Regions from separate parts of the Homo sapiens genome. Here region 1 is linked to region 2. A link is a loop called in an ENCODE intact Hi-C map of the cell type or tissue named here. Cell type or tissue: HCT116. All regions are shown on one strand. Each heading gives the region's core, and the rest is flanking DNA. Links, peaks and the distances in the headings are about the cores only. Region 1 holds the start of LOC124901114 (a long non-coding RNA gene). Region 2 overlaps ZNF300 (zinc finger protein 300).

Region 1 (16,823 bases), core at 4,983-7,482, 69 kb before region 2:
CCCTTTGTCATTTTTTATTGCATCTATTTGATTCTTCTCTCTTTTCTTCTTTATTAGTCTTGCTAGCAGTCTATCAATTTTTTGGATCTTTTCAAAAACCCAGCTCCTGGATTCATTGATTTTTTGAAGGGTTTTTTGTGTCTCTATCTCCTTCAGTTCTGCTCTGATCTTAGTTATTTCTTGCCTTCTGCTAGCTTTTGAATGTGTTTGCTCTTTCTTCTCTAGTTCTTTTAATTGTGATGTTAAGGTGTCAATTTTAGATCTTTCCTGCTTTCTCTTGTGGGCATTTAGTGCTATAAATTTCCCTCTACACACTGCTTTGAATGTGTCCCAGAAATTCTGGTATGTTGTGTCTTTGTTCTCGTTGGTTTCAAAGAACATGTTTATTTCTGCCTTCATTTCATTATGTACCCAGTAGTCATTCAGGAGCAGGTTGTTCAGTTTCCATGTAGTTGAGAGGTTTTGAGTGAGTTTCTTAATCCTGAGTTCTAGTTTGATTGCACTGTGGTCTGAGAGACAGTTTGTTATAATTTCTGTTCTTTTACATTTGCTGAGGAGTGCTTTACTTCCAACTATTTTGGTCAATTTTGGAGTAAGTGTGGTGTGGTGCTGAGAAGAATGCATATTCTGTTGATTTGGGGTGGAGAGTTCTGTAGAAGTCTATTAGGTCTGCTTGGTGCAGAGCTGAGTTCAATTCCTGGATATCCTTGTTAACTTTCTGTCTCCTTGATCTGTCTAATGTTGACAGTGGGGTGTTAAAGTCTCCCATTATTCTTGTGTGGGAGTCTAAGTCTCTTTGTAGGTCTCTAAGGACTTCCTTTATGAATCTGGGTGCTCCTGTATTGGGTGCATATATATTTAAGATAGTTAGCTCTTCTTGTTGAATTGATCCCTTTACCATTATGTAATGGCCTTCTTTGTCTCTTTTGATCTTTGTTGGTTTAAAGTCTGTTTTATCAGAGACTAGGACTGCAACCCTTACCTCTTTTTATTTTCCATTTGCTTGGTAGATCTTCCTCCATCCCTTTATTTTGAGCCTATGTGTGTCTCTGCACGTGAGATGGGTTTCCTGAATACAGCACACTGATGGGTCTTGACTCTTTATCCAATTTGCCAGTCCGTGTCTTTTAATTGGAGCATTTAGCCCACTTACATTTAAGGTTAATAGTGTTATGTGTGAATTTGTTCCTGTCATTATGATGTTAGCTGGTTATTTTGCTCGTTAGTTGATGCAGTTTCTTCCTAGCCTCAATGGTCTTTACAATTTGGCATGTTTTTGCAGTGGCTGGTACCGGTTGTTCCTTTCCATGTTTAATGCTTCCTTCAGGAGCTCTTGTAGGGCAGGCCTGGTGGTGACAAAATCTCTCATCATTTGCTTGTCTGTAAAGTATTTTATTTCTCCTTCACTTATGAAGCTTAGTTTGGCTGCATATGAAATTCTGGGTTGAAAAATCTTTTCTTTAAGAATGTTGAAAATTGGCCCCCACTCTCTTCTGGCTTGTAGAGTTTCTGCCAAGAGATCAGCTGTTAGTCTGATGGGCTTCCCTTTGTGGGTAACCCGACCTTTCTCTCTGGCTGCCCTTAACATTTTTTCTTTCATTTCAACTTTGATGAATCTGACAGTTATGTGTCTTGGAGTTACTCTTCTCAAGGAGTATCTTTGTGGCATTCTCTGTATTTCCTGAATTTGAATGTTGGCCTGCCTTGCTAGGTTGGGGATGTTCTCCTGGATAATATCCTGCAGAGAGTTTTCCAACTTGGTTCCATTCTCTCCATCACTTTCAGGTACACCAATCAGATGTAGATTTGGTATTTTCACATAGTCCTATATTTCTTGGAGGCTTTGTTCATTTCTTTGTATTATTTTTTCTTTAAACTTCTCTTCTTACTTCATTTCATTCATTTGATCTTCCATCACTGATACCCTTTCTTCCAGTTGATCAAATCAGCTACTCAAGCTTGTGCATTCATCACATAGTTCTTGTGCCATGGTTTTCAGCTCCATCAGGTCCTTTAAGGACTTCTCTGCATTGGTTATTCTAGTTAGCCATTCATCTAATCTTTTTTCAAGGGTTTTAACTTCTTTGCATTGGGTTTGAACTTCCTCCTTTAGCTTGGAGAAGTTTGACCATCTGTAGACTTCTTCTCTCAACTTGTCAAAGTCATTCTCCATCCAGCTTTGTTCCATTGCGGGTGAGGAGCTGTGTTCCTTTGGAGGAGGAGAGGCACTCTGATTTTTAGAATATTCAGTTTTTCTGCTCTGTTTTTTCCCCATCTTTGTGGTTTTACCTACCTTTGGTCTTTGATGATGGTGATGTACAGATGGGGTTTTGGTGTGGATGTCCTTTCTGTTTGTTAGTTTTCCTTCTAACAGTCAGGACCCTCAGCTGCAGGTCTGTTGGAGTTTGCTGGAGGTCCACTCCAAATCCTGTTTGCCTGGGTATCAGCAGTGGAGGCTGCAGAACAGCAGATACTGGTGAAAAGCAAATGCTGCTGCCTGATCGTTCCTCTGGAAGTTTTGTCTCAGAGAGGTACCCGGCCGTGTGAGGTGTCAGTCTGCCCCTACTGGGGGGTGCCTCCCAGTTAGGCTACTTGGGGGTCAGGGACCCACTTGAGGCAGTCTGTCTGTTCTCAGATCTCAAGCTCCATGCTGGGAGAACCACTACTCTCTTCCAAGCTGTCAGCCAGGGACACTTAAGTCTGCAGAGGTTTCTGCTGCCTTTTGTTCGACTGTGCCCTGCCCCCAGAGGTGGAGTCTACAGAGGCAGGCAGGCCTCTTTGAGCTGCGGTGGGCACCTCCCAGTTCGAGCTTCCTGGCCACTTTGTTTACCTACTCAAGCCTCAGCAATGGCGGGCACCCCTCCCCCAGGCTCACTGCTGCATTGCAGTTCGATCTCAGACTGCTGTGCTAGCAATGAGCGAGGCTCCATGTGCGTAGGACCCTCCAAGCCATGCGCAGGATATAATCTCCTGGTGTGCCATTTGCTAAGACTGTCGGAAAAGCACAGTATTAGGGTGGGAGTGACCCGATTTTCCAGTTGCTGTTTGTCCTCCCTTCCCTTGGCTAGGAAAGGGAATTCCCTGACCCCTTGCACTTCCCGGGTGAGGTGATGCCTCGCCCTGCTTCGGCTCATGCTCAGTGTGCTGCACCCACTGTCCTGCACCCACTGTCTGACAATCCCCAGTGAGATGAACCCAATACCTCAGTTTGAAATGCAGAAATCACCCGTCTTCTGCGTCGCTCAAGCTGGGAGCTGTAGACTGGCGCTGTTCCTATTTGGCCATTTTGGAACCGCCAATTTATTTTCTTTTCACCTTCCCACTTTTCTTTTGAAAATCTTTTGGAGAAAGCATTTTAGAAGAAAATGAGTCTCTGGTTTCAGGTTTTGTCTCATCTCTCATGGCTAGGATGGTTTATTCCTAGATGAGTAGGTCCCACATTATTAGGAAAGCTCAATTTTAGCACTTTGTGAAGTCTCATGCCCTATGAAGATAAAATAGGTGGAGGAAGGGAGAAAAATAACAACAGAAAAAGAACACTTCTGGAAAATCAATATAGGCAATATTACTCAAGTAATATTGTAGGCAGGTATAAAAGTGTCTTATGTATGTAAATAGGTTGCTGTTATTTTCTTCTGACATATAAGTTGTCTAGTTTCAGTTCACAGGGCTTTAAGAAAACATGGCTTAGTTTTCAGTGATTTTAAATTAGAAAAAATGTAAGAAGAAAACAAAGAAGGAGAAATAATTGAAAACATTATTTTGGAGACTTATTGCCAGGAAAAATTAGAATTCAGTCTACATTGTAGAAAATAATAAAAATCGAAAAACATTAGGCAAGACCAGAATCTAACAACTGGTGCACTATAACTCTTGAAACATAATTTTTCTATCTCTAGTTTCCCATTTTTTCTAAAGACAAATCATGGTAGGACGAATTTGCCTTATTATACTTGGCCAGAATATTTGTATAAAGTGTAGCAAGAATAATTATTTTTCACATAGGCTTTTAAAATTACCTTTGATGGAACTTTGTTCCATAGAAGGAATCTCAGATAACACTTTTTTAAAGCTGAGCCCAGCCATGGATTTGTACCATCAAATACCTATGAGTTGGGTAAATTCCTCTCCTTTTTAGGTCTCATGATAACTTGGGGCTCCTGAGCCTGTCAGAAAGTGACATTCTTTACTTACCACAGATCAGGAACCCTGTAGAGGGACTGTGTAGACAAGTATGAGGCTAGTTTTCTCAAGGGGCTTTTATTGGCTCTATAAATCAAGTTTGAGTCCTTAAATGAAAGCACACCATTCCAGTCAAAGCCTTGGTAAAATAAACAGTTTCTCCAATGGTGTCCTGTTGCAAAAGACAGCATTCTTATTGTGCTTATGCAAATAACTAAATTGCTGTAAGTTAACAATACTCACAAATAGTTTCCAAATTCTGGAGAAATCATGTAAAGAGAAATATGCTCCACATTTTGTTCTTAGGAGTATACTAAGTTGTTAAAAGCTGTCAATAGCTTAAAAAAAGTTTCCTTGACTCTGAAAAAACAAAACAAAGGATCAGCAACATTTTAGGCAAAAAGTAAAAAAGATTACTTCAGTCTTCTATTAGTTCAGTCTATAGAGTTAATTCCTGTTCTGCTTGATATTCATGAACATTTCAGCTCTCCATGAGTCCTGAAAGGTTTTCCTCTATTCTCATGTCACAATCTCCAAAGTTATCAGAACCCTGCATTCAAGAACACCTGTTAGAGTTTTATAGCTGATTATAAAACCATCTTCTAAAGAGGACCAAAACAAGACAACAATTGTTCATGGATGACAAAAAGTTTTAGGCAGCCATAGTCAAAGAAACAATTGACAAGGAAATCTGTTACCTCTGTGGCAAAAAGTAATTTAACATGACAATTATAATTATATCTGATAACATACACTAAAAGTCATATCAGAATTATAAGAGTTTCCTATAATTGTATAGAAATTTTATAAATATATAATGTATGTATACAAATACAGCCGAAAGAAAGCCAAATACCATTTCATATGTGACAATGCTTCCTGTATGATTTTGATACTAAATAAGCCAAATATGTAATTTTTGGACTTTACAGAACCTAATATCTTAAAGGATTAATTGTATCAGAAAAACACATGATTTATAATTTGATTTGGGAAGTTTGTCAAATATCAAATGTTTAAAACACTTGATATCACAAAATAGGATCACAGGTCATTGTAAAATAAGTCATTTATTTAACCAAAGTGATAACTCAAGGATTTCAAAAAAGGCAAAAAGCCTTCATTGTTCGAGAGAGGAGACATAATTTTCCAAAAAAAAAAGCCCTAATTAAGACAGCATGGAGCCAATTAAATTTTTTTCAAAATTTTATAAATGATCTATAGAATTTTAATCATCTCGGCCATAAGATATAATTTCCATAAGCCTTTTAAACCTTTATAACCTTTATTAAGGAATTGGTTAATGCGTCAAGAAAACCTTGTTCATCAGACACAGGGGCAAATATTCCAGTCTTGCATCAGTGTGCCTTTGATATTAATGGTTAATTTATATAGAAACTGAAGTTATTTTATCTCTCAAAATCAGCCCTTACAATCTCACCTGCCCACCTCTTCCGTGACAGTCTCTGGGCCTTGAGGAGTTGAATAGCTTTAATTTCTGGCTGTGTGTCTCATGAACACAGTGTACTTTGATTGGCATCTTCTATGGGGTCTGAAGATGAGGCTTTAACTGCTGTCAGTATTAAGATTTAGCAGGACTTGGTGACCTTTTAGACCCAGGTGTCAAAGCCCTTTAACTTAATGGCATAGGACTTTAATGGACATATAGAAAGTTCCAGGAATATAATAACTTTAATTTAAATTTTTTTAATCTCAGTTTTTTTCTAAGCAAACCCAACTTAGTAGTAATGATACAGAAATTATTTAGATAAAGACTAAGATCTGTTTATTAGGCCAGTCACTCAAGGCAAGAGAAAAGAACTACTGCAGTGTGACTGCTGTTTCCTATGGGGAATATTATGTTAGAAGGAAACATTTCCTTTAGACCTTTAATATAAAACTTTTTTTTTTAAGTGTCAGGCCCAAGTTAGAACCTGAAGAAAAAAACTTACAGGATCTGAAAATGAGTTGAAGGATAGAGTTATTATTTCAGGCCTTTTAAGAGGGGAGAGAAAGCTGAAAACAGTGAGATGCAGTAAAACTTGAACTTTGCATAAAATTAATTATAATGTCTTGTAACTTATTAAGAGTAAAGCAATACCTTAAGAAAATTTCATAGTTTGAACCCATTCTTTAGTGTATGTGTTTTTCTAATTAAAACTCAATTTCTAGAAAGACCATTATAATGTCCGTTTAATTACAGACAACTTGATCATATAAAAGTTTTTAAAAATAAATCCTCTTATTATGACTTACACAAACCATTTATTACATGCTTGGACTTTCTGGTTTGCCCTGAACATCCCTCTTTCTTGAACAACCAGTCATTTTATTCTAGGACAGAATTTCCTATACAAGATTCTTTCTCATATAAAATTATTTTTCTTTAAACTTTCTTACCAAAAAATACTTTTTTATTTCTACAACTTTCTTCACATCTCTCTTATCTCCTGGTTCTTTTTGCCTTGTTTTACATATAACCTTTAAATAAACTTTGAATTAGATAAAAATTATTCATCTTTTTTAAAATGACACATATTTTAAAAAAATAATGTTTCCCTACAATATATTTTTATTGAAAATACTCAAATAATGAAATATCTATTAATTTAATAAAACTTTAGATTCTAAATTATGACAAGTTTGTCTACAAGTATTTATCCCATTACATTTACCTAATTATTTTAATTGTTTACCTTGATTATTTATGAAAACTGCTATAGTCATCATTTAAGTCATCATCATTTTGAAACCACCATTGCAAAATCATAACTGAGACAGTGAAAAAGATCTGACCTAACTGACTCCATCTTGCTTCTAACCTCCAAGCTGTCCTTGTTCATTCCTGGGTGTATGCCAAACCAACTTTGAGAGGAACTTAGTTTACAGTTTAGCTTTGAAACAAAGATGATAACAGTCCTTTCCCAAAATAAACCCCCTTCCTGCCTGGGGACTAGACTGCCTAAAGCCTCAAGCTTAGAAGTTGTGGTTATTTTACTAAATAATTTAAGATTTAGCTATATTCATTAAACCAATATCAATGTCTTATTTATTAAAAATTACCCAAGCAAATATCATTCTGTTTTGAGCTAGGTGTATAGTTTTGTAACCCCTATGCCAAATTTTGACACTTTGTAGTATTTGGCAGGGATAAGTATGAAATTGCTTGATCAATGAATGCAAACAAAAAAATCTATACAGGCAATTCTTAAGACATTTCTCATATTACTTTACCAATAATTTTAAAGCTAGCTTATTTATTAAATATTTTCCTTAAGTTACATAAACTTGAAAAAGCATTTGACTAGTCTTTCCTTCTTCTGATAAAGTATTTGATTTAAGCATTTTTATTTTTCTTTAAGCTAATTGGAGCTCTTTTATGTATTTTTAATAGTAAAACTATGTACACAACACATAAATACATAGACGTATTAGGCATACTGATAGAAGTACAACTTATAGATTCATCAGTCCTCCTTTTTTTTACCCGTAGACTTGCAAACTCTTGATAACCTGTTTCATTACTCTGGAAGTTGTCAGATAAATAACCCTAAATCTGCATATTGAAAGAAACTACCTTTAGGTGAAAAATCAGATAGCAAAATCTACATCTCAAGGTACAGAGAGAAAAAGTCTGGTGGTACTAGAGGGAGATTAAAGATGTATGCCAAATCAAACATTAAGTTATAGAAATCAATCATAGGATTCTATAAGGAGACCAATTTTATTTAGATGGGGACTACCTATCTTTTAACTGGGATCTCTAATCTCTGGGCAGAGCCCACACTGAATCCTGGGTTTTCAAAAAGGGAGAATTATTATGAAGCTAGACCACGTGATGCTTTTACAGTGCACTTAAATTTTTTTTTAAACAAAAACATTTCTAAGTGTCTAAACTACACTCTTCCTTAAAAACCCGAGTAGCCTCTGTTGCAATAACTATTTTAGTCAAAAAATTAGGTAACACAATACAAAAGCAACCAGTTTAAGAGCTGAGACAGGCCGGATGTGGTGGCTCATGCCTGTAATCCCAGCACTTTGGGAGGCCAAGGGGGGCGTGGATCACCTGATGTCAGGAGTTCCAGACCAGCCTGGTCAACATGGTAAAACCCTGTCTCTACTAAAAATACAAAAATTAGCCAGGCTTGGTGGCAGGCGCCTGTAATCCCAGCTACTCAGGAGGCTGAGGCAGGAGAATCACTTGAATCTGGGAGGCAGAGTTTGCAGTGAGCCAAGATCATGCCATTGCACTCCAGCCTGGGTGACAAGAGTGAGCCTTCCTCTAAACAAAAACAAAAAAACAAACAAACAAAAAGGCTGAGATGAACTTGTCTGTTTACACTCTTGGGGTTCCATAAGGAAAAACAAATATTTCTCCCCAAAAGGAAGTCTGGTACCTTCTCCATTTGCTTTAAGGAATCCCAGGCTATTATAAACTATTTTAGGTTCCTCATGCAGCAGAGGGTGCAAGAGAAAGGAGAGACAGCAGAAGTAAATAAAGAAAACATAATTCAGTCAAATGAGAAGAAAAAACTTTTGCTCAACAAAGACAAGGTCCTAGGAGAGGAAAAACAAAAACAAAAATATGAAGGCCTTTTAAATACGAAGACGCACACACACACACTCACACATACACACACATCTTGGATGTTAGCTTTTAATTAAGCTGACTTTTAACCACTGAGCTCCTTTAAAAAATATTCTTAAATCTCATTACCATATTTCAGCTAGGACAAATTGATGCTACTTCAGAAGTACCAGGTATCAAACCAGAGCTTGACTTAGGAACCAAACCCAGGCTGGTGAAAAAACACGGCATAATCTTAGCTATGGAACTGTAGCCTGGGAGACAGCCATTGCTTTTTTGGTTTCTCCCGGCTAGCAAAAAAGTGGCCTTGTTATGTAAATAAAGCCCTTTTTTGTGGGAATTTAGCCACTTTAGAGGCTTTGTACCCCATAATTTGGAACTTTCCTTTGGATTTGATCATGTCAGATACAGTTGGTCAAACTCAATGGGAAAAAGACTGAAACAACAACAAAAACAGAAACAAACAACAAAAAAAAGCTAAGCAAAACAATCACACAACTTAATATGATTATTGAGTGCTCTAACGGTAAGAAGAAATTAAGACCAGCTGGTTGTTAATCTTAACTTCAGCCAAGACAAACCCCAGTTCATTTACTTACCTAGGGATGGGTCTCAGATGGAAGACTGCTCTCTACCATCCTAGGAGCAGAAAAAAAACGAAACTTGTCTTCCCTGTTAGAAGTCAGCTTAAACTCCATAAGGAGTTACCTGCCTTCCAAAATCATGGAAGTGGGAAAACTTGCCTTCCTTGTGTTGGTAGCAAGTAAAACTTCAAAAAAAGAAGTTGTACAGCAAAATAAACTTTAGATCTTGATGAAATTTTGGGAGATCAGGGATTATGCATTATCAGAGATAAATGCAGTCAGATAGCCATTTATCTCAGTGATCAGAGGGATGACTTTGAATAGAATGGGAGGCAGGTTTGCCCTAAGCAGTGTCTAGCATGACTTTTCCCTTTAGCTTGGTGATTTTGGGGCCCCAAGATTTATTTCCCTTTCACACCTGCAATGTGACTGTATTTGGAGACAGGGCCTTTAGGAGATAATTGACAATAAATGAGGTAATAAGAGAAACCAGTGAGCTCACTCTCTCTGTCATGTGAGGACGCAAAGAAACCAACACTGCTGGCACATCATTGATCTTGAACTGCCTGTCTGCAGTACTGAGAGAAAATTAATTTCTGTTGTTTAAGCTGCCCAGTCTGTCGTATTTTGTTATGGTAGCCTGAGCAGACAAAAACACTCACCCATGTCTAAAAGACTGAGTGGGGGCCGGGTGCAGTGGCTCACACCTGTAATCCTAACACTTTGGGAGGCTGAGGTGGACGCACTGCCTGAGTTCAGGAGGTTGAGACCAGCCTGGGTAACACGGTGAAACCCCGTCTCTATTAAAATACAAAAGAAATTAGTTAGTCGTGGTAGCGTGCGCCTATAGTCCCAGCTGCTCGGGAGGCTGAGGCAGGAGAATTGCTTGGACCCTTGAACCCGGGAGGCGGAGGTTGCAATGAGCCAAGATTGTGCCACTGCACTCCAGCCTGGGCGACAGACCAAGACTCCATCTCTACAAAAAAAAAAAAAAAAAAAAAAAAAAAAGACTGGGGAGCCTAGCCTCCCACTCTTGCCAAGTTGTAATGGAGAAGGCTGAGTATGGAGCCAGGAGTTTCATCCCTATTGGGTGGTAAAGAACCCTTCTTCATCCATGATGTCACTGAAGACCAAGTGAAGACCTTAGACTTTCTCAACCATCCTGTAGTAATGCCCCACTCCTTTCCCACTGGGGTAGTGTCAGAGAATACTGGGGTAATGGAGAGTCAGGACTTTCACCACTTCCTACCAGTAATGAGGCTCCTCCCCTGACAACACCAGCACAGGCCACATGGAGTGGAGGCAGTAACACAGTACTCCTCCCCCTCCCAGCCGGTGGAGAACTTGTGGGGAGCTGAAACTCCCATTCCCCAAGAAGTGCGGAGCCTTCCTCACCTTGGGCATCAATGGAGGCTGAGTGGTAAACTGGACTCCTACCTATACCTGAAAGTAACAATGTGGTGTCACCCTCACTTCCTCTGCTGGAGTGCTGTCACAGGAAGCCAGCTACCACAGAAGGATTAATTAAGATCTAGGTCTCATAATATAATACACAAAATGTCCAGGTTTCAATTTAAAAAACATTCATAAAAAGCCAGGAAGATATTACACTGAAGGAAAAAAGACAATCATTAGCTGCCAATCAAGATGACAGAGATATTAAAATTATCTGACAAAGATTGTTAAGCAGCCTTTGTAAAAATGCCTCAATGAACAATTACAAATGAAAAACAGAACATCTCAGCAAATAAACAGAAGATATAAAGAAAAACAAAATGGAAATTTTAGAATGGGAACATACAATAACTAAAATTTTAAAACTCTGTGAATGGACTCAATAGCAGAATGGCAGGAGAGGGGACAGAGAATAGTATTACTAAGTGAAAGAACAGTGGAAATTATGCAATCTGAACAATAGAGAGAAAATAGAAGAAAAGAAAATAGAACAGTGCCTCATGGAAATGTGGAACTATATCGAAAGATCTTACATTCATGTCTTTGGCATTCATGAAGGAGAGAAGAATGAGGATGAGGCTAAAGAATTATTCAAAATAATAATGACTGAAAATTTCCCAAATTTGGCCAACCCCCGCCCCAAATTTAGAAATTCAAGAAGCTGAGTGAATCCCAAACAAGATAAAATGAAAAGAAATCCATGCCAGGAAACATTGTAGTCACATTTCTAAAAACCAAAGAGAAAGTAAAAATAATGAAAACTGCCAGAGAGAAACAATGCATTCCGTATAGGAGAAATAGAATTCGAATGAGAGTTGATATCTCCTCAGAAACCATGGAGGCCAACAGGAAGTAGCACAGTATTTTTCAAGTGCCGAAAGAAAAGAACTGTCATGCCAGGTGTGATGTTAGCAAGATGGTGGTGTAGGATTTTCCAGTGCTTGTCCCCTTGCAGAAACATCAATTTGAACAACTTTTTATTCATGAAAATGTCTTCATAAGAGCTAAGGATGACAGCACCTGGGTGTAGCACAGAATAAGAAAAGATGCCTTGAAGAGTGTAGGAAGGAGAGGTTTACATTACTCAAGTCACCCCTCCCACAAGGCAAGGCAGTGAGGAGAGAGATACCCTCTTTGTGGGGGAAGGAGAGAGAAGTGAGCACCCAACTTTGCCATGGACCCCAGCACCAGGCCAGTCCCAGTGAATCCTGCTGCCAGGCCAGCTCTAGGCTCCAGTCTAGGCCTTTGGCCCCAGACGCTAGGCGGGCTCCCCTGGCCCCAGGCTTGAAGCTCACCCCAGAACCAAGACAGGCCCTGCAGCCCCAGGCTCTAGGCTGCCCCCTGCAGACTCAGGTTCCAGGTCTGCCCAGCACCAGGTTGGCCAGAAATCTACAGTAAATGTTAGACTAAACGAAGAATTATTAGAACCATGTTCATTGGTCCTTTAAAGCCATGAACAAGACAAATATTGTCATTGTCACTGCTACAATTCAGCATGTGCTGAAATTATAACCAAAGGGAAAAAAAAAAACAGAAAATGAAATAATAGGTAAAATTATTGGAAAGAATGAGAAAGAAAGCCATTTGTTCATTCTCACATTTACGCCAAAAATGTGAGAAAAATTCATTTAAGTAGAAAGGACCAAAACTTAATACAGGTTTTAGTACAGTGGGAGTTTAGTAGTTTTAGTACAGTAGTAGGGAAATTATTTTCATTTTTTTCCTGTTACAGTGAAAAGTAGAAACTCTTTGATCAAATAATTTCACTGTTAGAAATTTTTTCTATGAATATACTTTCTAAAATACCCCAAAATAATATGTTTTTTTCACAGCAGTTTATTTAAAAAAAGAAAAAAATCTCAAAATTAATTGTTAGGAGACTTGTTAGATACATGTATATAATAGGATGCTATGAGGCATTAAAAATGACGTGAATCCATAAATGGTGCCATGCAATGCTCTTTGAGATACATGAAATAGTAAGCTACAGAACAGAATTATAGAATGGTCCATTCTATAAGGGATATGTTTTCTGGAAAATTATATAGAAAAATGTGGAAACAATGTTAATTTGAGGAGAATCTTGGGATTGAGGGTGAAGATAGAGAAATGCTTTTTAATTTTTACTTCTTAAAAAAATTTCACCACTGATCAGAAGGTGTTTATTTTTATTTACTTAATTTTTTGAAACAGGATCTCACTCTGTCACCCAGGCTGGATTGCAGTGGTGCCATCAAGGCTCACTGTGACCTCAAATTCCTAGGCCCAAGTGACTCTCCTGCCTCAGTCTCCCGAGTATCTTGGACTACAGGCATGTGCCAACATGCCTGGCTAATTTTTAAAAAATTTTTTAGAGATGGGACCTTTTAATGCTGCCCAGGCTGGTCTCAAACTCCTGGGCTCAAGCAATCCTCTAGCCTCAGCCTCCCAAGGCACTGGGATTATAGGCATAAGCCACCATGCCTGGACTATTTTTATTTCTGATTGCATACCTTTTTGTACAGGTCAGAAGTTTTAAAACATATTTAAAAATCAATACCTTTGCTTCATGCCACCAGTAACTTATTAGAAAATATTAATAATTAAAATTACGTATTTCACAGCAGTTAACATAAACCACAAAAGACGTAGGAATAAACCTTACCAGAAATGTCCAAAACTGGGATAGAGAAAAGGTCAAAATTCTACCAAAGGACATAAAATAAGACGTGAATAAAAAGAAAGATACTTCATATTACTGGAAGGAAAGTTTCTGGGCTATAGATTCAGGAATAAATTGATAGAGGGTGTTTTTTTTTTCTACAGCTGAAAGAAAATCTCCAGCAAATGTCCCAAGCTCTGAGCTTCATCTTGTAGTGCACAGGAGAGTTAGTCTGGGGGAAGGAGATAGGTTTGTTGGTTTGAGGTGAGGGAGAGTGATGCTACCTGCATAGAAATGTCAGTTTTTTCCTGTTTTTTTTTTTAGACTTGCCCCTCCCAATGGCCTTTCAGTTCCCTGAGCTCCTGCAGCCCAACCACCAGATTCAGAGTATTAAAATTCACCTTGCTTTTATTTACTCATTGATACACCCCTCTTCCCCCACCTATGCTCCCTCCCCACTACATGTCACCCACTCTGCACCAGTTAGGCTTCTAGAACCTGGAAACATTTTCCAGGGACCCTACCTTCTCCCCCAGGAAGCTTTCCAGGAATTAGCTTTCATTGCCCTCCCTACTTCTGACCAGATAGTTTGGCTCCAGGGACCCTACCTTCTCCCCCAGGAAGCTTTCCAGGAGTTAGCTTTCATTGCCCTCCCTACTTCTGACCAGATAGTTTGGCCCTTCAGGTCAACTGGGGGACTGTTGCCCTACTGCACAGCATTGGCATATTCCAGTGCACACTGGCCTCCAGCCAGGCACCATGGGGTGGCCATCTTTAAGGCACATGGCCACCCTACACACTGCAATGAATCAAGATGTTAAAATAGAGATCATGAGACTAATAGGATAGACTCTTTGTGTCAATAAGATACTAAATTATAAAAAAGACCTAAGGCCATGCCAGATGAGGGTTAAATCATGTACCCCTATAGTTAAAGAATAAACTATGTTCTAACTGCCACAAGGTTTTTTTCTTTTTCTCTAGCAGCTAAACAAACACTGGCATCAAGATAAGCAAAACAGTTGCAGCTCAACAATGGCCAGACACTGACCAGCTGACTCTCCTGTTCCACAAACCATAACTACAGTTTTGATTCATCACATATTTGATAAATTATACCAGTAGATTTCCTAAATCTGAGTTATCATGCTGTTCCTGAAAAGAACATCTCAGTTTACTTTGGACTAGTAGATTCTTACTTTATGTATAGCAGGTTCTTCTTACGAATATTTTACATAGGAATTTTTGTAGAATATTAATGACTTACCTCTGATTTATATTGTTCATGTAGGTGTTATATGTGGTTTTTGTAACAAAATCATACTGGCTGAATGGAAAAAAAAACAAACTTGGGAGCTTTTCTCTGTGTGATCTAGAAAACTTAAAGCAGCTTTGCAATTATCTATTGCTTGGCAATTTGATAAAATTCACCCATGAAATTAAACAGAATATTTTCCCATCTTGTCCACATCAAACAATTCTGATTATTTCAGATGAAGTGGGATTTACCTATGTATAGCATTTATTGTCATTTGAGGATGTGGCTGTGGACTTCAAACAGGAGGAGTGGCAGCAACTGGACCTTGCTCAGAGAGTCCTATATATGATGTGATGTTAGAGAATTATAGTCATTACCCTAATTTTAGTGCATGAGGATAGAGTCCCTGAATTAGAATGTTTCCAATACTGAGCACTTTCACTTTGGTTTTGTGGCCTCAGAAATATTTATTGCTTTTGCCCTTGAAGGATTGTGCATCTCTCTTGCCTAAATAATAGCATAATTGACTCATTTACCTATAAATGATATTGACTTTGTCAAGGTAAAAATGGGTAGCTTAATTTTCCCCATTATTCTGGAGTCTCAAGCCAAGGTACTGAGGCCGAGTTCTGGGATAATTCTTCTATTCTAGTACTGATACCCAAGTTTTGTGTTATTTTGTACAAACAGTATCTACCAAAGCAAACACGACTGTCATACTGAAGCATGGAGAAGAACCATGGACACTGGGGGGAGAACCTCAAGGTTTGGACTATTAATGAGTAAGTTAGAATAAGGCATTTGAGAGATGATGGCAAAAATAAACCTGTCCCATTCATACCTGTTTTAGCCATACTTACTTTACCTCTTCTACCTCAGTCTCACTTTTTCCTTATTTTTAGTCTTTTTCATCATCTCTTTTTTTCAGATTGAAATAATATGCCAGAAGAACCAGAAGCTATCATAGCTGAAGATGTTTCATTGTCTAATGAGATAATGAAAAAATTGAGATAATGAAAATAGTGAGATAATAAAATAATTAAAATAATGAGATAATGAAAATAAGTGGCTCATTATACTCCTTTAATGAAGAAGTTTGTCAAGCTGATGATCAAATAGATGGGTTCCAGGAAAACCGAGGCAGGCTGATAAGGCAGTTTGCATTCACCAAAAATACAACAGTGTTGGAAAAGGGAGGTTTTGCATAAAATGCATTTGGAAAATTTTTCCCTCTGAGTACGAGCCTTCTTCTGAAAAGACAAAGACCTCACAAATATGGAGTATTGGGGGAATAATTGGATACATAATTTAGGTTTACTTAGTCATAACAGGAGTTTAAAAGAAACATGAACAGCATAATGAATATCATAAATTATTTAGTGACATCCATACTCTTGTGAAGAAAAAAAGAAAAAAATTATTTAGCTATAGTTTATTCCATACCAAGAATGAGAATACTTGGAGTCTCATTGACTATAATAAATGTGACCAAATGCTGACTCATGGATCATCCATTTATAAATATGTGATTAATCATGAAGACAAGATGCCCTATGAATGCAATGAGTGTGGAAAAGTCTTTGTCTAAAAGTCACTTTTTATTGTACATCAGAGACCTCATATAGGAGAGAAAGCATACATATGTACTATGCGTGTCCAGGCATTTAGTAGGAACTCATACCTCATTATGCACCAAAAAACTCATACAGGAGAAAATTCCTATGAATGTTCTCATTGCAGGAAAACGTTCAGGAAGAAGATCTGCCTCATTATATATTAGAGAATTCATACTAGGAAAAACCCCTATAATTGTAACCTATGTAAAAAGTTTTCAGGCATAGTTACATCTTAACATGACAAAAGAAATTCACACAGGCAAAATACTCTATGAATGTAATGAATGTAGAAAAGTTTGAACCCAGATGTCAGCACTCATTGTACATATGAGAATTCATACTGGAAAGAGACATTTGAATGCATGGAATGTGGGAAAATTTTCAGGCACAACTCAGAACTTTAGAAACGTGAGGATGGCTGGACATGGGGTTCACACCTGTAATCCCAACACTTTAGGAGGCTGAGGCGGGTGGATTGCTTGAGGCCAGACATTTGAGA
Region 2 (16,823 bases), core at 8,696-11,195:
AGTTTTATGGAGCACAGCCATGCTGTTTGTTTACATGTTGTCTATAGCTTTTTTCTAGCTACAATGGCAGAGTTGAGTAGTTACAACAGAAACCGTATGGCCTGCAATGCCAAAAATGTAAACTTTACTGAAAAAGTTTGTTGACCCCTGCTTTCAAGGAACAAATTGATTACAGATGCTTCCTATTGTCCAGCTTTATCCACAGGTAAATTCATTAACGTAAGATAGGCACATTTTGAATGTTTTTCTAAACTATGTATTTCTCTCAAAAAAGCCATTCTTAAATTATATTTATCTGGCAAATCTTTGGAGGGCAAAGGTCCCTGATGCTCCATATCTTTTGCTGTGCTTTCAGAATTTGTAGGATTAGTGTCAAGTTCAAGGCTGTTCCTTCTTTGCTCTCCCATTTTTAAAAGTTTGTATTATTTTTTCTTTCTGCCAGCATTGGCATATAAACATTTAAAATTATATAAAAGATAAAAATTTAAAACAGAGAGACCTTTTAACTTAAACTCACCTTCTCCCAGGATAATCAGTGTTAACCATTGCTTCTAACCTTCCAAACCTTTTTTGATATGAATATAACTGTGATTGATTAACAGTTTATATGTAGAAGTACAAATGTGTGAGAATGTCTCTTATTTTCTTGCGCTTTTCTTTTGGAAAAAGAAGGTTATAGTAAATATTTTGTTCTGCAACCTGATTTTTAACTTACTGTCCAATATAAAGGTCTTTTGTATACACTTAGAATATCTTTTTCCATATCAGTACATAGAATTCTCCTTTACTATTTTATCAGATGCATAATATTTCCTTGTGGCCTGGTTGCCTGGGATTGTTTCTTCATCTTACAGATAGAGATTATAATCCCCATAGGGTTGTTGTGAGAATTGAGTAAAAACCATGCTTAAAACCATAACTGGGGCATGGTTTGTACTGATATATTTAAGTGTCAGCTGTTATTACATCATCATTATGATTATCGTTGTGAAATCTTGAAATCAGCTTTTACATTAGGAGTCCTTGTGTATATTTTACAGTAGAGTTTAGAGTTCTATTGCAAAAAGATTTTTTCATTGTTGTTTTTGTTTTTGGATTTCAGTAGCTTTGTTTTAGAGCCGTGCTGTCTAATATAGTAGCCATCAGCCAAATGTGGTTACTGAACACTTGAAATTGGCTAGTCTGAATTGAGATATGTTAAGTACATACCAGATTTCAAAGTTATATTTCCAAAAAACTCACTAGTAGTTTTTAAGGATTCCATGTTGAAACGATATCTTGAGTAATATATGGGAATAAATGTATATTATTGAAAATAATTTTTTGAATGTGGTTCCTAGAAAATGTAAACTTACCTATCTGGTTAGCTTTATATTTCTGTTACACAGCACTGCTTTGAGGGAGAATGGATTTTTTACTTAGCCCAGTAAATCCAACTGCTGTGGCTAATTAGTTGATTAAATGCTTCTTCCTTCAGGAAGAGGGCTGTATATTAGTTCCCTACCATCCAGAAGTGAAGTCGTTTTTACACATATCCTCCTTTTCAGCCTTTAACACCTACTTCCCTTTCATTTCTTCCATCACTTAATAGCACTTCCATTTCCCCAGGGACCTGAGCTGTAAAAATTGTTTGTAGTTGACAAAAGTATAATTTTTCACTGATTATGTACTATATTTTCCTCAAAATTAAGAAATTTATACCTACTTATTATTTTGAAGCATTTGGGTATCATTAATAAAGCAAAATCAGAATGTTAGAATGATAACATCTATGAATTTACCTCTCAGAATGGATTTCCTCTGTATTCCACATTTATTATCTTTCTTATGTTACTTTTCTTCAGATAAAACAAATTAGACTAATACACAAAACAGTGTTTAACTAAACATAAGTTTTAATTTATTTTTTCTTTATAATCATGATTCATTTAACAAACGTTTCTTAAGTACCCAGTATATGTCATATGCACTGGCTAGCTGTTGAATATCCTGAGCAGATTTACGTATAGTTTTCTTCTGGAAGGACTGCAGAGAAAAAAGAGATGTAGAAACCAACATTAACACATCGGCAGAGATGTAAAGAGATGTAGAAACTAACATTAACACATAAAAGTTCTGTAGCAGACATGGGAGCAGGTACTGTTATAGCAGAGAGGGGGGAACAACCAGATTTCTAAGGAAGTAGGTAATAGGCTTAAATGATTATTGAACTTTGGCTCATGAGGGAAGTAGGCTGAGGACAGGAAGCAGCATTTGTAAAAGTAGAAAGGGCAGAGTGATTTTAGGAAGGCTGAGAATTTTGAAACTAAAATGGAGAGTGCTTCATGGAAAGGTCGACTAAGGTTGGTATTGAAGTGATAAAATATAAAAGATCATGATGTTTACAGTATCAGGGAGGCAGTTTGGACTGCAGTAGTCAAGAACCTAGACTATTGAGAATAAATCTTGCAGATAAGAGAGTTCATCAATCATATATTTAGTATGTAATCATCTTTGGCAAGTATTTACTTAACCACTGTAATCCTCAGTTTTCTTATATGTACAATAGGAAAATTAACAGGATTGTTATGGACAACTAACTGTTTGGCAGCTTGACAGAGTGAATATGGAATTGGTGTGGGATGAGAGAAAGCTTGAGATTTGAGATGACTGAGATGAGACTGTGTTAGCAAAGAAGAAAACAAAGGAGGCTTTTAAGCAGGCAATGTTGACATTTGAAATAATCATTTTCATTCTGAAAGTGGTGTTTGGTAATTATGGAATATTTGGGGAAAAAGTCTGAACAATTTATTTAAAATAATACAGATCACTATTAGATTAGTTTCTGCTATTAGTTAACAACTATTGTGAGGATAATGGTGACATAATTAAAATAGTCAATGTTCCCTCCAGAAACATTTTATAACTCTACTCTTACCCAAATTCATTTTTGATGTTATGTCACTAATTTGTTGTGGTTTCTTCATTAATGTTTTCTGTACATTTTTGTTGAGTTTATCATTTGGGATTCCTTATTTTTTGTTGCTACTGTAATTGGTATATTCATTCTATTACTAACTATTGTATGTATATAAGAAAGCTATTACATTTGGGGGAAGCTAAGATCATTTTCCTATGAAATAAAGAGATTAGATTAATGATCTTCTAGAGCTCTGACATTCTATGATTCTCTAAATGTAGCTTTTCTTTTTTTAAAAAAAAATGTACTTACAAAGGGCATTTCTGCTCTATAATCATTAATTAAAATTCTCCTGTGTCTTATTTTGTTACTTTTATGGCCTTTAGTACTTTTTAGAGTTTAAATTTTTATTCCATCAGAATCTATTCTTTTTCCCAGGTATTATATAGTGTATTGGTTTGCTAGGATTGCTGTGACAAAGTACCACAAACTGGGTGGCTTAAACAATAGAAATTTAGTCTCATAGTTCTGGAGGCTAGAAGTCCAAAATCAAGGTTGTTCTTCAGGACTGTGAGGGATGTATTTGTTTCATGCCTCTCTCCTTGGCTTCTTTATAACTATCTTCTTTTTTCTCTTTGCATTATCTTCCCTCTATGCATGTCTTTGTGTTCAAATTTCCCCCTTTGGATGAGGACACAGATCATATTGGATTCAGTTTCACCCTAAATACCTCATATGGCTAGGTATATCTGCAATGACCCTGTTTCCAAGTCATATCACATTTTGAGGTACTGGGGGTTAGGACTTCAACATATAAATATTCAGGAGATACAACTCAACCCATAATATTTCTTCAGCATTATTCTTTTCCTCTTTACTATTCATTGTTTCAAAACGATTCATCCAATAATCCATCTTCCTCCCAGTTATTTGGATGCTGCCTTTAAAATGTATGAAATTACTATATGTATTAGGTAGGCATTTTATGGTTTACCTCTTTTTTTCTCCTCATATGCCTGGCTCTGCTTGCTAAAAACAGGATTTTATTTTGTTTTTCCCAAAAACTATTATACAAAACTAGGTGTGGATGTAGTTGTGCACATTATAGCAGAAATTATGAGAATGATCATTTCAGATTGAACAGGAATTTACTATTACAGGGGTTAGTATCATTCAAGGATGTGGCTGTGGATTTCACCCAGGAGGAGTGGCAGCAACTTGACCCTTCTCAGAGGACCCTGTACAGGGATGTGATGCTGGAGAACTACAGCCACCTGGTCTCAATGGGTAAGGATGGCTTCCCTGAATAACTCAGAGTTGTCCAATCAAGTGCCTTTCCTTACTAGTTGCTGTGATTAGATTGTTCCTGACATATGTCATGACTTTTATGACCTTCATACCTTTGCAAATGGAGGTTATGCCTTTGTTGAGGGCTAACTGGACAGCTTTATTGTAGACCATCTGAAACTGCACCTTCTCTTTTTCCTTCAGTGCAGTCAATCTCAATTCTCTGTGATTTCTGTTTAATAGGGTATCCAGTTTCCAAACCAGATGTCATCTCCAAGTTGGAACAAGGAGAAGAGCCATGGATCATAAAGGGAGACATATCAAATTGGATCTATCCAGATGAATATCAGGCAGATGGGAGACAAGGGAAGTGAAATATCAATTTATGTTTTTTTAATTGATTGGTGCCTGAGGTTTATGTTTCTATCCTTATCAAAATCTCCTATTCTTTGCTTCTATGCTGAGAATTTAGTAGTCACTCAACAAGTAATTGTGAAGCCTTTCAGAGGAGTTCTATTTGTTGTTGATCCTGTCTCTTGTGTGTATATATATATGTTTATATTTGTTGTCTTTCCTGAAAGGGTTTTAAAGGCAATAGAAGGCAAATTCCTTTCAAGAACACAAGCTGTGCTTTAAAAGGCAATATTCCCAGATAAATGACTGTATTAAATTAAATGTCAAATACAGTTACTGTTTTAGAAGTTCAGAGAAAATTAAGAGTCTAAAGAGATGTGAGCGTATTTGAGAAACATTTTTCAGAGCATGCAACTGTAACTGCTCTGAATGACATAAATGCTGATGAGGCTGAAGGAGGAGGGTGAAGGCAAGCAGTGTTGGAGAGAGAGTATATGAACAAAACCTTAGGGTCAGGAAGATACAGCTTTTCTGGGAGAACTTTACTAGTTTTACTTGACATGTATAGAAAGTAGTTTATTGGGAGTAGTGGAATTTACGTCTGTATTCTCAGTTTGACTCTGATACTGAATCTGTAGCAGGATATTGGATTTTTCTATTATTTGTTAGTTGTTAGGAAAATAGATGGAGGAGAGTTAAAGTATTTTGCATACAGAAGATACCTTGTTTTTTAGAGTGATGGTAGGATAATAAGAATGTGTAGCACATGATTTATAATATAAATGAAATTAAAAGGTGAAAAGGGGTTTCTATTCAGAAAGCAGAAGTGAAATATTCTAGAAGAATAATCAAAAATTAGTGATGAGACCCCACTTTTTCATCTCTTTTAAGTTTAGTTTTTACATGAATATTTCTGTTTAACATTCTTGTCTGTCTATTCACCTGATAACACTATATGCTGTACTGTCTTCTGAGATGACCTGTTTCCATCCTTTTTTTGTGAGTTCATCTACTATGTTGGATCATCCATTTGTTCTACTTCTTTACCCTCTTAATTGACTCTTGTGATGACTCTTAAATTGTATCTTTTCTTCTTTTAGACAGGAAGAGTAACCTTCACAACTCCCAGTCATGTATTTTGGGGACAGTTTCCTTCCATCATAAGATACTGAAAGGAGTCACAAGGGATGGTTCATTGTGCTCCATTTTAAAAGTCTGTCAAGGTGATGGTCAGCTGCAGAGATTTCTAGAGAATCAAGACAAACTCTTCAGGCAGGTCACATTTGTTAACAGCAAAACAGTGACTGAGGCATCAGGGCATAAATATAATCCACTGGGGAAAATATTTCAAGAGTGCATAGAAACAGATATATCAATACAGAGATTCCATAAATATGATGCTTTTAAAAAGAACTTAAAACCAAATATTGACCTACCGAGTTGTTATAAGAGCAATTCAAGAAAAAAACCTGATCAGAGTTTTGGAGGTGGAAAATCATCTAGCCAGAGTGAGCCCAATTCTAATCTTGAGAAGATTCACAATGGAGTAATACCTTTTGATGATAATCAGTGTGGAAACGTTTTTAGAAATACACAATCCCTTATTCAATATCAGAATGTGGAAACTAAAGAGAAAAGCTGTGTATGTGTTACATGTGGAAAAGCCTTTGCTAAGAAGTCACAACTCATTGTACATCAAAGAATTCATACTGGAAAGAAACCATATGATTGTGGTGCATGCGGAAAAGCCTTCAGTGAGAAGTTTCATCTTGTTGTACATCAGAGAACTCATACTGGGGAGAAACCTTATGATTGTTCTGAATGTGGAAAAGCCTTCTCTCAGAAATCGTCCCTTATTATACATCAGAGAGTTCACACTGGGGAAAAACCCTATGAATGTAGTGAATGCGGGAAAGCCTTCTCCCAGAAATCACCCCTCATTATACATCAGAGAATACATACTGGGGAAAAACCCTATGAATGTAGAGAGTGTGGGAAGGCCTTTTCCCAGAAGTCACAGCTGATTATACACCACAGAGCTCATACTGGAGAGAAGCCGTATGAGTGTACCGAATGTGGGAAAGCCTTCTGTGAGAAGTCCCACCTCATTATACATAAAAGAATTCACACTGGTGAGAAACCCTACAAATGTGCTCAATGTGAGGAAGCCTTCAGCAGGAAGACAGAACTCATTACACATCAGTTAGTTCATACTGGGGAAAAACCTTATGAATGTACTGAATGTGGAAAGACATTCTCCCGCAAGTCACAGCTCATCATACATCAGAGAACACATACTGGAGAAAAACCCTATAAATGTAGTGAATGTGGCAAAGCCTTCTGCCAGAAGTCACATCTCATTGGACATCAGAGAATTCACACAGGAGAAAAACCTTATATATGTACTGAATGTGGGAAAGCCTTCTCTCAGAAGTCCCACCTTCCGGGACACCAGCGAATTCATACAGGAGAGAAACCTTACATATGTGCTGAATGTGGAAAGGCCTTTTCTCAGAAGTCAGACCTTGTTTTACATCAGAGGATTCATACTGGGGAAAGACCCTATCAATGTGCTATATGTGGGAAGGCCTTCATCCAGAAGTCACAACTAACTGTACACCAGAGAATTCACACAGTGGTAAAATCATAATGAACTGGCCACAGAAAAGCCTTAGTATTAGCTCAAGCCTTAATAATTACTAGAAACCCAATTAATTTGATAAGCTTGGGGACAACATCCCAATAGATAAAAATTTTTAAGGGAATTTGTTTCTAGTTTGGTGATGCCTAACTTTTCCAGCAAAGATGATGGAAAATAGTTATATAAATGAAGAACATTTTTAATATGGCATGTAAAGCTTTTAAAGTTATGAACTCAGTGATCAGCACAGCAAGTTAAGCATACAGAATATTGTCAAGTTGCATATTCCTTATACTACAAAATGATAATCAGCCATTGTGAAACTGCTAATATTAGCTTGTCATAATTATGGCCATAAACTAATTTTTCTATAAAAGACGTGGAAGAAAGCTTAAGTAAACAATAAAATAAAACCTATACACTATTTTAAGAAGGGGCTTGAGCATGACCCCTAAAGCTACATGTAAAGTTCTTGTACAAAAAATGGAATGATAGGTTGATCAGATTCAGTAAAGTTGATCTGTATGCATTTTCCCATCTCAAGCATATAAGTTGACCTGCATCTCTGGAAGGACCTTGAGATTGATGCATTTTGAGCAGGTCTCCCTTTTACTCTTCCCAACTGGGAACTTGGAGCTGAAAAACATTGGCACTGAGGCCAGATGGCCTTGGGTTTAATCCTGGCTCAGTGCCTCACAGATTGTGTGACTTTAGGCAAACATACTTCTCCTAGCTGAGTATTTTTTATCAGTAAGTACAAATACAATGCAGAGCTCATTTTCAGTTAATATTAGTACTTTTTAAATCTTTACTCTCTATCTTGAAGCATTAGATGTTAAGACTAATGTGTAAAAACCACGTCTGAGCTTGCTTTTCCCTCTGGACACTCTGCTTTTGATTGCCTATCCCTATAAGTGGCTCATTTTACTGTCTTCTGATCCTGGTGGCCTTATTTTTGCTATGTTAAGGTTGTGTTTTTTAATACTTGGATTTATTTTCATATACTTACATAAACCGTGGTGATTGCACATAAAGACCCTGCCTAATGTCTCTTCACTTCTTTGTGATCCTTTCCCTGAAGCCCCAACTGTTTGCCCTGAAAACTTACAGGGGAAAACTCTTGGTGTGAGAAGTAATGCCTGTATAGCCTTGAGAACTGGAGGCCTCTAAGATAACACCTACTATCTGTCATTCCATCCATTCCCCCATAAGCATTTTTAGATGAGCACCCTTGCTGGAAGTGACCTGCAGGAGAGCATACTTGGCAAGGATGAGAATACCTGTGTGATAAACACAGCATCTGCACATATTTCCTGCTTGATTTCCTATCCACTTGATCCCCTTCCTGCTTGGCTAAACTGTCTGTTGTGAAAACATGGGGCTCCTCTAGTTGAGAACAACTGTAGAGTAGAGGGCACACTGGACAGGGATGTGGGAACTGAGAATTAAAGATGCCATTCACTGGACAGGGATGTGGGAACTCAATGTTAAAGATATCACTCCCCCCACATCCCAGGTGATTTATATATTGTTGGGGTGGGAAAAGAGAAATCCAAAAGAGCAAACCCATTCATAAAATGGATCTGCTAATTTTATTGTTGAATAACAGAAATAAAAATACTATGTAGCATTTGGGTAGCTAGCACATGGCTATAAAACTAGTGGATTTTTAGCTCTATTTATATGGAACTGAAGCTACAGTTGTGTGGAACTAAGCTTCCCCTCTGTTGGTAAATGGCAGATACCTAGTTTTCATCAATAGTTACATTGAGCTTACTCTGATGTCTTGTTTTGCATAATTCTTTTATCAGGCTTACTCTGATGGTCTGTTCTTTATATATTTTTTAATCTGTGCATCCTATGGTTGCCCTGACAGTGTATCTAATACGTGTGATTAGTCATATTCTTCACTCCTCAACAAAATTACATCAGTTTTTCACAGTAGTCAATGAACCTTATATCAACACCTCAACAACCTTTTTTATAAAAATCTTATAATTTGGTTCTAAAATGATATACAGAAATGCCCCAAGGCAAGAGTAGCTAAGACACTTTTGAAGAACAAATTTGGATAACTTATTAGACTTCTTATAAAACAGTGGTAATTAAGGCAATGTGGTGTTACACGAGTAATCATGTAGATCAATGGTAAAAGAGAATCTGAAAACTGATAATTACCTGTAGACACTTGAATTATGACAAAGTTGGCATTCTAGAACAATGGGAGGAAACTCACCTTTTCAGTAATGCCTCTGGCTCAGTTATCCAAATGGGTAAAACAAAGAAAAAACAAATTTACTGCATACCATTCACAAAATTTACTCTGCCTAAACCTATAATAGAGGACAATGTATAGCAGTAAGTATAGATCAGGCAAAAAGAAAGCCTGAAAATACCTAAGCAACAGTCTCAATAGGTTAGAATAAAAAAACGCTGTGATCTAACTCCAAAAAAATAAAAAGGACATGATAAAAATAAAAGAAGATGAAGAAATAGGAAAACACACAAAATAGGAACAACAAAACAAGAAAATTGTGGCTCATGTCCGTAATCCCCATACTTTAAGAGGACAAGGTGGGAGGACACCTTGACCCCAGGAGCTCAAGGCTGCAGTGATTGCACCACTGCACTCCAGCCTGGGTGACAGAATGAGACCCTGTCTCAAAAAAATGTATTGTAGATTGAAAAAATAATAAACCTTTAAGTAAACTGGGAATAAAGGGCAGCCTCCTCAAATAGTTAAAGGGCATAGATAAAAAACCTACAGTAAACATCATATTTAATGGCTGGAAAAAGGCAAGAATATTTACTTGACTCTTTCTAGTTAACATTACACTGGTGAATTTAGCCAGTGCAATAAGAAAAGCAAAGTAGGGAGTGGGCTTGCAACCTGGAAAGGAAGAGATAAAAGTGTTGTTATTTGTAGACAACATATCCTTCTATGTAGAAGATCTCAAAACTGCACAAAATATTTACTAGACCTAATAAACAGGTTTTGCAAAATATCTAAATAATTTGGAGAGATTAATTAAAACTCAGATATTCTGATTCTAGAGTCTACACACTTAACAATTATGTTATGCTGCCTCTCCTGCCTCCCTTTCCCTTCTGTAATTAACACAGTTAATCTTCCACACCGTTTTCTGAATTGGTTCATGATACATGATGCTTGCATGCAGATGCTCCTATTATTTAGCCAAACTTCAATATTGAAAAAAAAAAACTCCATAAAAACACTTAATGTCACCATTTAATAAAAAATTTAATCTTAATCCTTATGTTTTAGTGTTCAAAAATGACTTATACATCCTGACAGTGAGATAGTTTATTGGGAATACAGACCTATGATAATCATGTTGGATCTTTAAATGAGTTAAGATGATTCTTATCTGCAGAACATTGGGGATGTGATTGATGCTAAATATTCAGTGAATGCCCTGAGCTTTGACCCTGTAGGATTGGAAAGTATAGAAATTTAGTCCCTTGGGAGTTGTGTTCTGGTTGATGATACTCTTTTTTTGCTAGTTTGCCAAAAAATTAAAAGATCCTGGCCCTGGATTTTGTTGTTGAGAAGACCAACAGGAAGCTTGATTTAATGTCTAACACTGCTTTGAAATTCCACATCTACGGAAAATCTCAGCGTGTTCATGGATGTGGCTGCCTGAAAAGTGCCATATCATACACAATTACAGCTGCCAGAGATAGGCCAAAATCAGTGCCTGTCATTGGAATGGCTACATGGTCATCTGCTGGCAAAACATGGTCATGTTCATATTGTCTCTTTTACTATACATGAAGTGGCACAATATAACTTGGCAGTAGATTGGGAAAAGCTAAAAATGTGTAGTACAAATGCTAAACCACTAAAATAACAAAACAGAGTTATAGCTTAAATCCAAAAAGAAGAGAAGTAATCATAACAAATAATCCAAAACAAGGTAGAAAAAGAACAAAAAACAGAACAAATAGAAAACAAAATGATAGTCTTAATCTAATGATATACTCAGATTAAACATAAATGATCTAAAGACACCAATTAGGGGAAGAGATTGTCATATTAGATAAAAACGCAGAGACTATATGCTGCCTACAAGAAACACACTTTAAATGTAAAGACATAAATGGATTCAAAGTAAAAGAATGGAAAAAAGATATACTATGATAACACAAAAGAAATCTGGAAGGCCTATGTTAATATCAGATAAAATATATTTCAGGATAAATACTAACTAAGAGATTTTTAAAAGACCAGTTCATAGTGATAAAGGAATCAGTTTATCATGAGAACATAATCCTAAACACTTATGCACTTAATAGCAGAGCTTCACCATACATGAAGCAATAACTGATAAAACTTCAAAGGAAAAATAGACAAATCCACAATTACAGTTAGAAATTTCAATACATTCTCACTAATTGAGAGAATGAGAAGATAATTAGTAAGGTTATAGTAGGTAGACTTGAACAGCAAAATCAACCAATTTGACCTAGTTGACATTTGTAGAACATCCCACCCCAAAATGGTACAATACACATTTTTAAGTCCATGTGAAGCATTTACCAAGACAGAGCAATAAATTTAAAAGGTAAGGTGACTCATTCTCATGTGATTCTAATTTAATTCATTAGAAATCAATTACATTAGAAATAAATAACATGAAAATATGTGGAAAATACCAAATATATGGAAAGTAATAACACATTTCTAAATAACCCATTAGTCAAAGAATGAATCAAAAAGGAAATGAAGCATTTTGAACTTAATGAAAATAAAAACACAACTATATCAACATTTGTGAAATGTCCGTAAAGTAGTTCTTAAAGAGAAATTTAAAGTGCTAAAGGAATGCATTAGAAAAGAAGAAAAGTCTCAATGAATCAGTTTCTACCTTAAGAAGATAGGAGTAGGAAAAAATGAAATGCATTATAAACAGCAGAATGATTGGTTCAAAGCATAAATTAAATAGAAAAAAAGAAAATACATCAAAAGCTGACTGTTTGAGAAGATAGATATGTCAGACTCAGGAAAAAAGAGAGGACACAATTATTCAAATCAGAAATGAGAGAAGTGACATTACTACAGACTTTACAGACATACAAAAAAATAATAAGGGAAGATTATGAACATCTTAATACCAATAAACTTGATAACAGATGAAGTGGACAAATCCTTTGAAAGATACAAACTACCACACCTTACTCGAGAAGAAATAGATATTAACATAAATAGTCCTATATCAATTTTTAAAATTCAACTTGTAGTGTAAAACCTTATCAAATTCAGGATCATAGACCTTCACTGGTGAACTGTCTCAAACCAAACAATATTTAAAGAGGCAACAATTCAAATTCTATACAAGCTTTTCCACAAAATTGAAGAGGAAGGGATAGTTCCCAATTCATTATATTAGGTCAGCATCACCATGATACAAAACCAGAAGATATTATAAGAAAATAAAACTACAGACCAATATCCCTCATAACTATTGATGCAAAAGTCTAAACAATAATATCACATTATATAAAAAGGATAATACATCAAGACCCAAGTAGGTTTTCTCTCAGAAATGCAAGGTTAGATTAACATTTGAAAATCAATCAATGTAAGTCACCACATTAGCAAACAAAAAGGGAAACCATATTATCTCAAAAGATGAAAAAAAGTATTTGACAAAAATCATCTAAAAAGGAACTTCTTCATAGATAAAAAGGAAGTGAAAACCCTACAGTTAATATCATATAGTGAAAGACTGAGTGTTTTTTTAAAATAAAGAACAAAGCAAGGATGTCTTCTCTGTCATTTCTAGTGATCAATATACTGGAGGTCCAAGGCAGTACAATAGCCAAAAAATGGCATTCAGTTTGGAAAAAAAGAAGTAAAACTCTATTTGCAGATGATATGCTAGTTGATATGGTTTGGCTGTGTCCCCACCCAAATCTCATCGTGAATTGTAGCTCCCACAATTCCCACATGTTGTGGGAGGGACCTGGTGAGAGGTAATTGAATTATGGGAGCAGGTCATTCCTGTGCTATTCTTGTGATAGTAAATAAGTCTCATGAGCTTTGATGGTTTTATAAAGGGGGAGTTTCCCTGCACAAGTTCTCTTCTCTTGTCTGGCACCATGTGAGATGTGCTTTTCACCTTCTGCCATGATTGTGAGGCCTCCCCAGCCATGTGGAACTGTGAGTCCATTAAATCTCTTCCTTTTGTAAACAGCAGAGTCTTGGGTATGTCTTTGTCAGCAGCATGAAAACGAACTAATACGGTCATGTATGTAAAAAATTTTAAATCTTGAAAAAAAATACTAACAACTAATATTTGAGATTAGTAAGATCTTAGGATACAAGGTCAATAGACAAAACTCCACAATAAACAATCAGAAATTGAAATTTGAAAACAATACTACTTGCAATAGCATTTAAATATGAAACATGAATAGACATAATAAAATATGTGACAATTATAGAACATTGCTGAAAGAAATTTAGAAGGACCAAAATAGAGAAATAGATCTAGTTTATTGGTTGGAAGGCTCAATGTTGTTAAGATATTAATTCTCCCCAAATTCGTCCATAGATTTAACACAATCTCTATCAAAATATCAGCCAATATTTTTTGTGTAAAATTCAATGAACTGCCTTAGCTGTGTCTCAGAGATTCTGGTATGTTGTATCTTCGTTTTCATTAGTTTCAAAGAACTTCTTGGTTTCTGCCATAATTTCATTATTTACCCCATAGTCATTCAGAACCATGTTAATTTTCATGGTTTTGAGTGATTTTCTCAGTCTTGACTCCTATTTTTATTATTCTGTGGTCTGAGAGTGTGTTTGGTATAATTTTCGTTCTTTTGCATTTGCCAAGGATTGTTTTATGTCAAATTATGTGGCCAATTTTAGAGTGTGCACCATGTGGCAATGAGAAGAATGTATATTCTGTTATTTTTGGGTGGAGAGTTCTATAGATCCATTCTATCAGATCCATTTGGTCCAATGTTGAGTTTGGGTCCTAAATATCTTTGTTAATTTTCTGCCTCAATGATCTATCTAACAATATCAGTGGAGTGTTAGAGTCTCCCACTTTTATTATGTGGGAGTCTGTGTCTCTTTGTAGGTCTCTAAGAACTTGCTTTTTTTGTGTTGGCTGCATTTATATTTAGGATAGTTAGACCTTCTTGTTGAATTGAACCCTTTACCATTATGTAATGCCCTTCTTTGTCTTTCTAAATCTTTGCTGGTTTAAAGTCTGTTTTTCGTTTGTTTGTTTGTTTTTTCTTGTCTGAAATCAGAATTGCAATCCCTGCTTTTTTCTGGTTTTCATTTGCTTGGTAAATTTCCCTCCATCCCTTTTTTTTGAGACTATGGGTGTCATTATGTGTGATATGCTCTTGAAGACACCATACCATTGGGTCTTGCTTTTTTATCCAGCGGGCCACTCAGTGCCTTTTAAGTGGAGGCACTTAGCCCATTTACATTCAAGGTTATTGTTGATGTGTGTCATTGTGCTCTTAGCTGGTTATTATGCTGGCTTGTTGGTGTGGTTGGTTTATAGTGTTACTGGTCTCTGTATTTAAGAGTGCTTTGGTATTAGCTGGTAGGAGTCTTTCCTTTCTATAGTTAGCACTCCTTTCAAGACCTCATGTGAGGCAGGTTTAAATCTTTCCTGGCTTGTAAGGTTTCAGCTGAGAGGTCCACTGTTAGCCTGATGAAGTTTTCTTTGCAGGTGACCTGTCATTTCTCTCTAGCTGCCTTTAACAGTCTTTTTTTTTTTTTTTTCATTTTGACCTTGAAAAACCTGACAATTATGGGTCTTGGTGATGATCTTCTTCTGTAGAATCTTGCAGGAGTTCTCTGTAGTTCCTGAATTTAATTGTTGGCCTCACTAGCAAGGTTGGGGAAGTTTTCATGGATGATAGCCTGAAATACATTTTCCAAGTTGTTTGCTTCCTCCCTTTGAAGAATGCCAATGATTCATAGATTTAGACACTTTACATAACTCCATACTTCTTGGAGGTTTTGTTCATTCCTTTTAATTCTTTCCTATTTATTGTTGTCTGATTGTCTCATTTCAGAGAGCCAGTCTTCAAGTTCTGAGATTTTTTCCTCTACTTGGTCTATTCTGTTGTTATTACTTGTGATTGCATTGTGAAATTCTTGTATTGTGTTATTCAGCTCTGTCAGATCCATTAAGTTGTTTTATACCAGCTATTTCATCCTTCCACTCCTGTATTGTTTTATTTTGATTCTTAGTTGTCTTGGATTGGGTTTTGTTGTTCTCCTGAATCTTCATGATCTTTGTTTCTGTCCATATTCTGAATTGCATTTCTGTCATTTCAGCCAGCTCAACCTAATTCAGAACTCTTGTGCAGTGTTAAGAGGGGAATTCATAGCACTAAATGCCCACATCAAAACATTAGAAAGATCTCAAATTAACAACCTAACATCACAATGGAAAAAATTAGAGAAGCAAGAACAAATCCACTCCAAAGCTATCAAAAGACAAGAAATAACCAAAATCAGAGCTGAACTGAAGGAAATCAAGACACAAAAAAAATCATTCAAAAGGTCAATAAATCCAGTAGTTGGTTTTCTTGAAAAAATTGAAAAGAAAGATAGGTCACTAGCTAGACTAATAAAGAAAAAAAGAGGAAACATCAAAATAAACACAATTAGAAATGATGAGGAGAATGTTACCCCTAACCCCATAGGAATAAGAATAACCATCAGAAACTACTTTGAACATCTCTATGCACACAAACTAAAATATCCTAGAAGAGATGGGTAAATTCCTAGACGTATACATGCTCCCAAGATTGAACCAGGAAAAAATTGATTTCCTGAACAGACCAATAATGAGCTCTGAAATTGAATCAGTAACAAGTAGCCTACCAACCAAAAAAAGCCTAGGACTTCATGGATTCACAGGTGAATTCTACTGTATGTACAATGAAAAGCTGGTACCATTCCTACTGAAACTATTCCAAAAAATTGAGGATGAGGGACTCCTCCCCAATTCATTCTATAAAAACAGCATAATTCTGATACCAAAACTTGGCAAGGACACAACAAAAAAAGAAAACTTTAGGCCAATATTGATACACATTGATGCAAAAATCCTCAACAAAATATTTGCAAACCAAATCCAGCAGCACATCAAAAAGCAATACACCACGATCAAGTAGGCTTCATTCCTGGGATGTGAGTTTGCTTCAACATAAGAAAATAAATAAATGTGATTCATCACATAAACGGAACTAAAGACAAAAGCCACATGATTATCTCAATAGATGAAGAAAATGCTTTCAATAAAATTCAACATGCTTTCATCTTAAAAGCTCTCCATAAAATAGATATTGAAGAAACATACCTCAAAATACTAAGAGCCATCTGTGACAAACAGCCAACATCATACTGCATGGGCAAAAGCTGGAGACATCTTCCTTGAAAACTGGCACAAGACAGGATACCCTCTCTCACCACTCTTCAACATAATATTGGAAGCCCTAGCCAGAGCAATCAGGTAAAAGAAATAAAGAGCATCCAAAGAGGAAGGGAAGAAGTAAAACGATCTCTGTTTGCAGATAGCACGGTTCTATATCTAAAAAACCCCATAGTCTCAGCTCAAAAGCTTCTTTAGCTAATGA

What was found. Peaks named below come from ENCODE experiments on the same cell type or tissue, not always from the same donor. Only the 100,000 strongest peaks of a DNase experiment are listed, where the experiment ranks them.
Region 1: a loop joins it to region 2, with 2.2 times the contacts of the local background. A loop is called at or near these places in 4 of 110 quality-filtered maps.

What each region holds. Positions count from the first base shown.
Region 1 is chr5:150,950,607-150,967,429 of GRCh38, reverse strand. LOC124901114 (a long non-coding RNA gene) reads right to left here and starts at 4,542. Exons shown (of 3, transcript XR_007059001.1): 1 at 4,426-4,542; 2 at 3,203-3,484. In HCT116, for the core only: no CTCF peak of the experiment used is centred there; a DNase peak (open chromatin) is centred at 6,429.
Region 2 is chr5:150,885,791-150,902,613 of GRCh38, reverse strand. ZNF300 (zinc finger protein 300) reads left to right here. Exons shown (of 6, transcript NM_052860.4): 4 at 4,060-4,186; 5 at 4,430-4,552; 6 at 5,641-8,215. The coding sequence ends at 7,190. It also overlaps a transcript of IRGM not described here. Among named protein-coding and RNA genes, the nearest start is that of ZNF300, 11 kb to the left of the region's middle. In HCT116, for the core only: no CTCF peak of the experiment used is centred there; no DNase peak of the experiment used is centred there.